Linked DNA regions of Homo sapiens: region 2 is linked to region 1. Evidence: chromatin contacts called from ENCODE POLR2A ChIA-PET data. All regions are on one chromosome and are shown on one strand. Each heading gives the region's core, a stretch centred on a gene start or an enhancer-like site at or near the end of the contact. The rest is flanking DNA. Distances are from core to core; before and after follow the strand shown.

The links. ChIA-PET counts read pairs that join two places held with the same protein, here RNA polymerase II (POLR2A).
Region 2: POLR2A ChIA-PET joins it to region 1 with 11 read pairs in activated T-cell. The contact joins two enhancer-like sites. POLR2A ChIA-PET finds 5 or more read pairs at or near these places in 2 of 52 experiments (AG04450 and activated T-cell).

Annotation. Positions count from the first base shown.
Region 1 is chr14:103,257,425-103,263,197 of GRCh38, reverse strand. No RefSeq gene overlaps it. Among named protein-coding and RNA genes, the nearest start is that of LINC00605, 71 kb to the right of the region's middle. Within about 2 kb of position 2,542, at least 26 of the 41 ENCODE cell types and tissues checked have a DNase peak (open chromatin) inside an H3K27ac peak, as active enhancers do.
Region 2 is chr14:103,536,858-103,542,690 of GRCh38, reverse strand. It overlaps TRMT61A (tRNA methyltransferase 61A), which reads right to left. Exons shown (of 4, transcript NM_152307.3): 4 at 5,618-5,833. It overlaps LOC124903392 (a long non-coding RNA gene), which reads left to right. Exons shown (of 2, transcript XR_007064357.1): 2 at 1-2,376. Among named protein-coding and RNA genes, the nearest start is that of TRMT61A, 11 kb to the right of the region's middle. RefSeq lists an enhancer at 1-585. Within about 2 kb of position 3,866, at least 6 of the 41 ENCODE cell types and tissues checked have a DNase peak (open chromatin) inside an H3K27ac peak, as active enhancers do.

The sequences.
Region 1 (5,773 bases), core at 1,293-3,792:
GAAAACCTGAACAGACAAATAATGAGTAATGAGATTGAATCAGTAATGAAACATCTTCCAACAAAGAAAAGCCGAGGACCAAATGGTTTTACTGCTGAATTTTACTAAAATTATAAAGAACAGGTAACATCAATTCTTCTCAAACTATTCCAAAAAGTGGAAGAGGAAGGAATTCTTCCTAACTCATTCTATGAAGCCAGAATTACCCTGATATCAAAAATAAGACAAGGACATGACAAAAGAAGAAAGAGAAAACTACAGGCCAGTATCTCTGATAAACATAGACGCAAAAATCTTCAACAAATACTAGCAAACTGAATCCAACAACACATCAAAAAGATAATACACCATGATCAAGTGGGATTTATTCCAGGGATGCAAGGGTGGTTCAACATATACACATCAATAAATGTGATATATCACATCAACAGAATGAAGAATAAAAACTATATGATCATCTCAATAGATGCAGAAAAAGCATTTGATAAAATTCAACATCCCTTCATGATAAAAACTCTCAACAAATTAAGTATAGAGGGAACATACCTCAACATAATGAAGGCAAACTATTCATCTGACAAAGGACTAATATCCAGAAGATACAAGGATTCAAACAACTCAACAGCCAAAAAACAACCACATTAAAATGGGCAAATGATCTGAATGGACATTTAGCAAAAGAAGACATACAAATGACCCACAAGTATATGAAAACATGCTCAACATCGCTAATCATCAGGGAATTACAAGTTAAAACCACAGTGAGATATCATCTCCTCCCAGTTAGAATGGCTATTTCAAAAAGACAACAAATAAATGCTGGTGAGGTGGCGGAGAAAAGAGAACTCTTATACAACATTGGTGGGAATGAACATTAGCATGCCATTATGAAAAACAGTATGGAGAATTCTCAAAATACTAAATATAGAACTACCATGTGATCCAGCAATCCCACTCCTGGATATTTATCCAAAAGAAAGGAGATCAGTATATCAAAGGGATACCTGCACTCACATGTTTAGTGCAGCACTATTCACAGTGGCCAAGATACGGAATCAACCTATATGTCCAGCAACAGATGAATATATATGTGTATGTGTATACAATTTGAATACTATTTGCCCATAAAAAATAAAACGCTGTCATTTGCAGCAACATGGATGGAACTGGAGGTTATTATGTGAATTGAAATAAGCCAGGCACAAAAAGACAAATATTGCATGTTTTCATTCATATGTGGGAGTTTTAAAAGTGGATCTCATAGAGATAGAAAGTAGAAAGATAAGTTACCAGAGGCTGGGAAAGGTGCAGCGTGGGGATGAAGAGAGATTGATTACTGAGTACAAACATACAATTAGAAGGAATAAGTTCTAGTGTTTGATAGCATAGTAGGGTGAGTATAATTAAAAATAATTTCTTGTATACTTCAAAATAGCTAGAAGATGGCCAGGCACCATGGCTCACACCTGTAATCCCAGCACTTTGGGAGGCCGAGGCGGGTGGATCACTTGAGGTCAGGAGTTTGAGACCAGGCTGGCCAACACGGTGGAACCCTATCTCTACTAAAAATACAAAACTTAGCCAGGTGTGGTGGTGTATGCTTGTAGTCCCAGCTACTTGGGAGGCTGAGGCAAAAGAATTACTTGAACCCGGGAGGCGGAGTTTGCAGTTAGCCGAGATCGCGCCACTGCACTCCAGTCTGAGACAGAGCAAGACTTCATCTCAAGGAAAAAAAAAAAAAAAGCTAGAAGAGAAGATATGAAATGTTCCCAACACATAGAAATGGCAAATATTTGAGGTGATGAATATTCTAATACCCTGATTTGATCATTATAAATTGTATGCATGTATTACAATATCCCATGTCCCCCATAAATATGTACAATTATTGTGTACCAACAAAATAAATATGAATTCTAGAAAAAAAACTGTAGTTACTAAAAAATACTGCTGGACATTGTTCTGTGTGGGAGACGCGAGAGGGGAGAAGAAAGGGCACAATACACAATACTATTAAGGGTAAACACCTTTATTCCAAGTATATGGCAATACAGACATAATAAGCAAATCGCAGTGGGAAAGGGAGAAGAAGAGCTATGTCTATATATATTTACACCCACCAGACTATGGAGGAAGCATTACTAGCTTTGAGCTTGATCAGTCAAGACATAGGCCTGGCATTGGGCCAGGGCCAGTCTGGAAGTCAAATTAGCATTTTCCTTTTCCAGCTTACATTTCTTTTGTAGCAACCGGTCCCTATCTTGACACATTAACTTATAAGCAGTAAGCAAGCAGCATCCATGCCAGGAAATTCCCTCGGCATCCCCTTATCAAACTAGAATTTCCTGCAGCACCTCACACACAGCCAACAGTTCAAAATGCACTAACTTAGATTCCCAATTTTCACAAAAGCCAGTTCCCCTGGACTATTCAGTCGCCGAGGGGGAGAACTGGGGAAGTTCCCATCCCGGGATGTGGGAAGTCCCCGAGCCTCCAGCCCAGTCCCTGCGACTGGAAAGTGGCATACTTTCGTTTTCGAATCCTGTTCCTGATACCAAAAGTTTCTGTGTGGGAAATGCCCGGGGGGTGAAGAAAAGGCACACACGATACTTTTAAGGGCAAACAGCCTTCATCCCAAGTATATGGCAACACAAATATAATAAGCAAATCACAGTGGGAAAGGGACAAGAAAAGATATATCTGTATATATTTACACCCACTGGACTATGGAGGAAGCATCACCAGACAGGGAAGCAGCAGCCTGGGCTCCAGAGTCGGCCGCCCGTCCGCGCACAGACGAGGAGAGTTCTTGCGGAGCTTCGGCGGGGTCTGGGACCCTCACCCTTTTGTAGTATTCCTTTTTTGGCCTGAGCCCCAGGCACGAGGGCCCTTCATGACTGGACTCAGGGAATACAGGAAGGTTAGCCTATTCTGTAGATTCTGTTGTTTGTTTGCCTTAAGGTAGAAAATGTACCTTACCAGAACAATCAGTATAGGTTATTAGCTCCCAGGCAGATGCCCAGAGGCTATTTACTGGCACATAACCATTCCTTGTGTTCAAGTTCAATGGAGTTCAAATTTAATATTTAACTTTTCCTCCACATGGCTCACACCTATAATCCCAGCACTTTGGGAGGCCAAGGCGGGTGGATCACTTGAGGTCAAGTGTTTGAGACCAGTCTGGCCAATGCGGCGAGACCCCTGTCTCCACTAAAAACACAAAAATTAGCTGGGCATGGTGGCGCGCACCTGTAGTTCCAGCTACTTGGGAAACTGAGGCAGGGGAATCACTTGAATCTGGGAGGCAGAGGTTGCAGTAGCTGAGATCGTGCCACCGCACTCCAGCCTGGGTGACAGAGCAAGACTCCATCTCAAAAAAAAAAGTGACAAACATTTGAGACGATGAATATCCTAATACCCTGATCTGATCATTACAGATTGTATGCATGTATTACAATATCCCACGTACCCCATAAATATGTACAATTATTGTGTACCAATAAAAATAAATAAATATGAGTTATAGAAACAAAAAACCCTATAATTACTACAAACCCTTCTGGATGTGTAGAATATCATTGTGGACACAGTGAGAGACACATGAACTGCAAGAAAGGTGTGAGGTGAGACCCAGGACATGGAATAGAAGTACGGGGGCACAGAGTCTGTCCCCTGCTCTGCCGCCCGGTGGGCATGTTTCTGTGGTCTGGAGCCCCTCTTTGTCCTGGCTTCTGTCTTTGGTGCTTGGCTACCTTTGTGCCCCACCTTGTCCTTGCACATCATGGTAGCAATATTTTGAGGGGTGCAATGCAGGCGCCCGCCCCAGAGGCTGTGCACGTGCTTCTGGGCGAACTCCCTTTGTGCGCCCAGTACAGCGTGGAGGGGATTTCCCGTAGACACCCCACTCCAGGACCCAAGGGTTGTGTTGTTTTCCCTCCCCCAGAGCCCATGGGAATCAATGTTCTCATTCACCCCCTAAACTCTCCTGGGTCCTCCTGCTTGGCTGACCCCACAGAGTCCTGCTTCCCTTCCATTGGGTCTGGTGATTATCTTGCCAGCATTCCAGTTTTTTAAAAAGACACTTTTTTTTTTTTTGAGACAAAATCTCTCTTTGTTGCCCAGGCTGGAGTACAGTGGTGTGACCATGGCTCACTGTAGCCTTGACCTGCTGAGCTCAAGCCATCTTCCTGCCTCAGCCTCTCCAGTAGCTGAGGCTACAGGTGTGCACTACCACACCCGGCTAATTAAAAACTTTTTTTTTTTTAGAGACAGGGTCTGGCTATGTTGCCCAGGCTGATCTCGAGCTCCTGGGCTCAAGCGACCCACCTGCCTCAGCCTCCCAAAGTGCCAGGATTACAGATGGGAGACACCATGCCTGGCCAAAACCACAGCATTAAAACACTGAGTCCACCATATGATCTGGTTTCAGTGGGAGTATTGGTCTGACTACATGGACCCTCCCCTCCACTTTTCTCCCACTCCTGTGTCTGCGGCCCAACCCCACTTCGCTGGCTTATTCTCCTAAGAGGCTGAAATCCAGAGTGGAAAGGAGCTGGGCCCAGGAAATTAACTCGGAGCATTTTTTTAATGCTGCGCCCAAACGCTCCCGTGTGACTGGTTATTGGAACCTGCACAGATGTGTCCAGGGGAGGGCCCTTCCCGCTGCCAGGGGGATGCCGCCACATGCGAGTAAAGACAAGGGTCCCACCCCTTCCTGCACCCAGGAGGCCTTCCAGGGTCAACCCAGTGCCGAGGCTGGGGGTGCAGTAGAGACCAGGAGCCACAGGGAGATATGACCGTGGGTGGGACCCAGCCTGGGATCCCTGGATTCCGGCCCTGAGCTGGGGCGGGCAGGGTGGGGAGAGGGCACAGTGTGAGGACCCCGCCCACCCCATCTGGGTCCTGGAGGGAGTCTGTGCCAGGAGCCCAGGGACAGAGAAGGCTCCACCCCAGGGAAGGAGGACCCACGGCTCCCTCAGCACCCAGGACCTTGGGCATGTGCTGGAAAATGGGGCCAGGGTCACTTTTAAATATTTTGACTGATTTCTCCAATTATTCTATTGGAGTTAGTAAATACTGAGATTTGTTATTATCTAACCCATTTTTAAACTTTTATTTTGAAAAATTATAGACTCACAGGAAGTTGCAAATAATAGAGTCCTATATTCTCCCCAGATCCTCTAATGGTGACATCCTATGAAGGATCCAAAGGTGTCCTTTTAAGCAACACCCGTACTTGGTGCTATTTCATTTGTATAAAGTGTACAATTCACTGGTTTTAGTATATTCATAGAGTCGGCTGTCATTTTTATACCTTTTTTTATAATTTTTTTTTGAGGCAGGATCTCACTCTGTTACTCAGGCTGGAGTGCATTTATGCAGTCATGGCTCACTGCAGCCTTGACCTTCTGGGCTCACGTGATCCTCCCACCTTACCCTCCTGAGTAACTGGGACAGCTGTTGTATGCCACCACACTTGGCTAACTTCTAACAAAATTTTTTGTGGAGATGAGATTCCACTATTTGCCCAGGCTGGTCTTGAACTCCTGGGCTCAGGTGATCCTCCCATCCTGGCCTCCCACAGTGCTGGGATTACAGACATGAGTCACTCGCCTGGCCCATTTTTAAACAAAATTATAATGGAGAATGAGCTGAGCCTGTAATTGCCCAATGGAATTTTGCCAGCTGCACAGGACAGCCAATTTATGAAGACAGTAGTAGTGCAGTAGAGAAAGAGTTTAATCAGTGCAAGGCTAGCCATGTGGTATACCAG
Region 2 (5,833 bases), core at 2,617-5,116, 280 kb before region 1:
TGTCCAGCTGTCCGCCCGGGTCCCCAGGAGAGGCAGGCAGGCTTCTGGGGGTGGGGACGGCAGCTGCAGGAAGGGGTGAGGAACCTGAGGTGTTAGGAGCTGCCTGGGCAGTGTGACCCTGGTGATGGGGGCTCTGGGGCAACCATCCAGACGTGTGGACCAGCTGCTAAAACCATGCCTCCCTGCCGTGCACGCGGTGGAATGAGGGGCTGGCAGGCCTGGGGCACTCCTGGGCACTTCCAATGCCAGCCTCAAGGAGACTCCCACGAGCCCAGTTCGGGAGCTCCTGAGGGTACCCCTGGGACGGGCAGGGGACTGAGGCTCAGAGAGGGCAAGGCCTTTGGCCAAAGCCCCGCCCAGGGTGGTAGGGCTGGGACCCGCCCCTGCCCCAGCCTCCCTGCCTTCCCCAGGCAGAGCACAAAGGAGGCGTCCCTCCCCATGGAGGGCACTGGATACCTCCTGGTGTGGGGCAAAGGGCCCAGTGAGGCCAGCGAGGAACGGGTGGCAGAGACCAGAGTGGCAAAAGCCATGCAAACAGAGCAGCGGGGGCTGAGACCACCGGAGGGTGGCGGCACTGCCCGGCGGGTTCCACTGTGTGTTCACGGAGCGCCTACTGTACGCCTGGCTCACCCAGGACGGAAAGGAACTGTGTACACTCTTGGCCCACACGGAATGTGTGCTTTAGCCGGGACCCTGGGTGCCACTGCAGACAGCAGCTGGGGTCCGACCTCTACCCTCAGGGCTGGGGCAAGAGGCAGGGGCTGAGGCAGAGGGACGGAGGGCGTGTGTTGGGGGAGGGCGAGGGCTGGCCGCTGTGCCCAGAAGCTCAAGAACCGTCTGTGAGGTGGGGAAGGCCACCGGGCACGGCGACCTCCTAGCCTCCCTCCTCCTGGCCACCAGCTGGGCCCAGAGCTCCTTAGCAGGGCCATCCACGGAGGGGGAGGATGTGGAGCCTGAAGGGAGCCACTGGACAGGGACAGCCACAGGGGCCCTGTGGCTCTGGCAGAGCCTGGCTGGCAGGGCTGGGGGCTACTGAGTCTGGGGCCAGGAGAGGGGTGGCAGGGGATGGAGGCTCCACCAGAACTCCAAGCCCTGTTCTGAACCCCATGAGGGCCTGCCTACACCTGGGGGCACCAGCCAGGCAGGCACAGTCAGAGGCAGGAGAGGCGGGGAGTGCCGGCGGCCCCGAGACAGAGGCCACGAAGAGGTGAGCAGGCCAGAGCTCGGGGCTGCAGGAGCCATCGAGGCACCCTCCGACCAGGTCCTCAGTTGGGTGGGGGCTGGCATCAGGGAGTGTTGAAGCCCCACCAGGAGGGTGGCTGCCCTTCACCCTGAGGGGCCAGGCAGCCAGTGAGCCTCAATGGCCTGAGGGTGGGGGTGCACGCCACATTGCTGAGGGACAGGTGTGGCCTGGGCCCCTCAGGGTTTCCCCGCCAAGAAGCGTCTGCTTCCCCGTTGCCTGGCACCCAGAATGTCTATTGTGCCTGTCGCCCCCACTGTCCCCACCCCATCCATGGCCAGCCCCCCGCCCACAGCTGGCCCAGCATTCCTCTGCAGGGCCCGTGTCTCTGCAGGCCCAGGGCTTCCAGGCAGGGGCCAGGCCCCGGACTGCATTCAGCCTACATGTGCCATGCCAGCACCCTGGGTGACAGGCTGGGTCCTGCCAGCTACCAGTGCTGGCCACTGGCCTGGGGCATCTCTCCTTTTTTTATTTTTTAATCATTTGTAGAGACAGGGTTTCCCTGTGTTGCCCAGGCTGGGCTCAAGCGATCCTCCCATCTTGGCCTCAGGCATGAGCCACCACACCCAGTCTCCTTTTTTCAAAAATAAAAACTTTTGGAAATTGTCAAAGAAATGCACCAGCAGAATCGTGTGAAGAATCCTGTACGCAGCTCCCAGGAGTCTGTGGCCAGCCTGGTTTGAGGTCTACTCCCCTTCCTCCCCAACCCTGTTATTCAGAGTTGGATCTCAGCCACCCTGTCATTCCCCAGCACTTTGTCAGCATGCTCGCAAATGTGGCCACTCCTTAAACTCACAAAACGGCCACTCAAGCTTCAAGCTTCCCAACTGTCCTATTTTGTAAAAGACATTTGGTTTATTCAAACTGGGGCCCAGCGGGGTCTGCGCACAGCTACCTGCTGTTGCTGCCTCAGTTTCTCTCTGGGAGCACGAGGGCATTCACAGGGGAGCAGCAGGGAGCGACAGGGTCTGGGGCTCAGAAGCAGACAGTCCAGCCACACCGGGTGAAACTGAGCTGCAACTGACAGTGCAGCCTCAGAGGATCAACCAGCTGCTTGCAGGAAGCTGCCAGAGAGCTGCCGCTTCAGTTAATAACGGGGGTTTTTATTTAAGAAATAAAAAGAAATGTTTGCGAGACTCCCGGGTCTTCCAGCAGTGATTCTCAAATTTGAGTACCAGAGCACCTGGAGGCTTGGGGAAAGGGGGCCCCCTGGGCCCTGCCTTGGAGTTTCGGCTCAGCAGGGGTGGGGTGGGGACGACGCTGACCAGCCGGTCCAGGGGCCACATCTTGAGATGCTTAGTGTCACGGGCACTTCAGGAACATACCTGTGGCTAAAGTTTAGCAATGGTGTCGTCACCTAGAACACGGGAACTGCCTTGTGGGTTTTTAAAGATTAAAGAACCAGCCGGGCGCGGTGGCTCACGCCTGTAATCCCAGCACTTTGGGAGGCCGAGGTGGGTGGATCTTGAGGTCAGGAGATCAAGACCATCCTGGCTAACACGGTGAAACCCTGTCTCTACTAAAAATACAAAAAAAAAAAAAAAAAAAAAAAATTAGCCAGGCGAGGTGGCGGATACCTGTAGTCCCAGCTACTCGGGAGGCTGAGGCAGGAGAATGGCGTGAACCCGTGAGGCGGAGCTTGCAGTGAGCCGAGATCGCGCTACTGCACTCCAGCCCGGGCGACAAAGCAAGACGGTCTCCAAAAAAAAGATTAAAGAACCAAAATCAGCGTGCCTGGCATGTGGTAGGCATATCTATCTCTCTGTGCAGGAGGCACCTACTATGCTGCTACGAGGATGGCTTCAGCACCCACCTGGTGGCAGCATACGCAGGTGACAGCACAGATGCAGGCTCTGAGGGCCTGTGACACCACCCACCTCAGCCCTCTCAAGGCTGCTCTGGGATGAGGAGGGCCCGACACGGGAAAATGGATAGGAAACAAGACACGGGGTGAAGTCCTGGGCTGGGGGAAACAAGCCCCCAAAAGCCTGGCGGAGCAGGACGGCCTGCTCTGACCCATGCCCTTCAACCACGTTAGAAGAGCCCAGGACAGACCGGGAGGGGCGAGAGGAGGGCGGCTTGGGGCAGTGGCATGCAGGCCCCTAAGTCTCAGGAGCTGAGGGGCATGGGTGGCAGAGCACCAGAGGGCCAGGCACAGGCGCCACCCTCCCCGCAGCCCCTAGCTGGTGTCCTCATCTGTCAGGGGGCACTGCCGTGCTTTGCTCCCCTACCTGGCCCTGCGCGGGAAGCTGGTGGGACCTGAGGCACGGAAGGGAGCATGGGGTGGGAGCATGGGAGGGAGGGGGCCTGCCATGGGGGGCCAGGAGGTGAGGACGCCCCTCCCCACTCCCGTCCCCTCTGCTTTGCTGCTTCTAGAAGTGCCTGCACTGGCCTGCCCCCTCTTTGAAGGGACAGATGTCGGGGAGAAAGCTGATTATTGTCAAAGGCTGGAGGCTGTGACCGGAGATCTCGGTGAGCGTGACCCAATTCTGAGCTATTCTCAGCCTGGTGGGAGCAAGTTATTCCCTCCCACCAACGCCACTGCTTTGGAGGCGGCCTGACTTTGAAACGCCCTCGTCCTGGCTACCGGGCTGGGCCACACAGGCTCCCCTGGGCACAGAGGCTCCGCGTGGGGAGGGCCCATGGGCTGGCAAGGCCACTGCTGGGGCAGGGCAGCAGGCTGGTCCCACTGTGCCCCTCCTTGTTCACTGATGACCCACCGGGGGCAGGGCCCAACCCGCTGGCTCCGGGGTGCACACACCTGGCACCCAGCCTGTCTGCTGCCAACCCGCTGGCCACCTCGGGAAGCGACTTCTCTCGAGGCTAAGTTCCAGTGTCCAGGAGTGGGCAGTGCGCAGAGCTCCTGAGACAGAAAGGCCCGTCCACTCCCCCACTCCACACCGACCCACACCTGCCACACAGGGTCCAGGCCACCACCGCTCCCGCAGCCACAGCTCACTCTGCACTGTGTGCCCAGATCTGGGTCTGGCTCCTGGGAGCCCCGAAGGGCAGGCCTGGGCGTCCTGAATGGGCAGGGGCTGGCACGTGGGAGGCACTCAACCCATGCATACTGATGACAGCGCCCACCCTCTGTGGCTGGTGAGGACAGGGCGCGAGGCCCGGCAGTTGCTCACTCCCTCCTGAGGGCATCAGGAGCCAGGCCCCTCTCTGGGGACCCTCTCGCTCAAGGCCCCTCCAGGCTGGCGTGCGAGCCCAACAGCCCCGGGGCTGTGGGGGCACTGAGTCCAGTGCCCACCCTGCTTAGAGCAGCTTTGGAAATGGCACTTGCCAGCCCAGAGGCTGGAAGTGCACCCTCTCCACCCACTGCTTCTGGGGCACCTCCCACCCCCCTGCATGACTTGCCCACCCTTCTCCAATGTCCACCTGCACAGGTGTCTCCTTTTCTGAGGAACCTTCCAGGACTCTGCCTGAAAACTCTCTGCCCTCTAGGGTCATGCACTGGGGAACCACTTATGGCCAGGATTCCGGAGTTGCAGCTCTGTGCCTCAGTTTCCCTACCTGTGCAGTGGACTGTTGGGGGACTCGGGTCCCCTGGCAGCCCACGTATCCTCCATCTTCTGGCCCAGAGGTGGTGGGTGGAGAGAGCAAAGCCGCAATGGAGGCAGAGAAGAGGGAGTGGAGGGGACAGCCCCAGACCTAGGCTGCAGGGGTGAGGGCCTCTTGGGCCCTCAGGGGCAACCCTGCCTCATCACATGCTACTAGACAGGGTGTGCCCCCACCGGCCTGCTGCCCTCCACCCACCCAGAAACCCTGCCCTGGTCCCCACCCGTGAAGCCCAGGTTGGGCCCAGGCCTCTGGGGCTCTTGGGTGAGGGGCTGGGCCCTGAGGCAGGCATGGGTGGGGCAGAGTGAGGCCCAGGAGCAGCTGACACCCCGGGGCTTCCTGAGGGAGGGGTACTCTAATCTCGGCTCTAGGGCAGTTCCCAGGACTAGGACCCTCCAAGCAGCTGAGTCAGAGCCAGGGTCTGGGACCTTCCAGGGCTTGGGCAGCTGGGAGTCATGTGCCACTGTCTCAGTGCAGGACAGCAGGGTGAGCGGGGAGGAATTGCCAGGGAAAATCTGAGGGCCACAGGCGAGTACACACTGGGCCAGGCAGGGAGTTTCTGGTGAATCCGTGCCCCATGATGAGCCCGTGCTGCTGACTCGCGCTGACCATCCGGGCCTGCTCATCGGTCACTCACGGCCATGGGCCCAGCTCTACCTCTGAAAGTCAGGCTCCCCATCACAGAACTGGGGCGCTGCTTGCCTTCTGCTCCTCTGCTATGGGGACTCCTTCGGGACATGGTGTGCAGGACTCTCCCGCCTGGGCATTAGATGTCTGGGGAAGCATGCTGAGAAAAGGACATTTGAAGGGGTCTTGAAGGACATACAGGAGTTTAATGCTGGCTCCAGGCCACGTGAGGATCCAAGCTGAGGGAGTGGGGTGAGGCCCAGCTGGGTCTAGAGGGCCATACGGTGGGGGTGGATGCCTGGAGGCTCAAGGTCATCATGGGGGCCTGTGTGCAGGGCAGAGCAGCAGGGCCGAGGGGATTGACACAGCAACTCTGTCCCATGTGACAACTAAGGGTGGGCT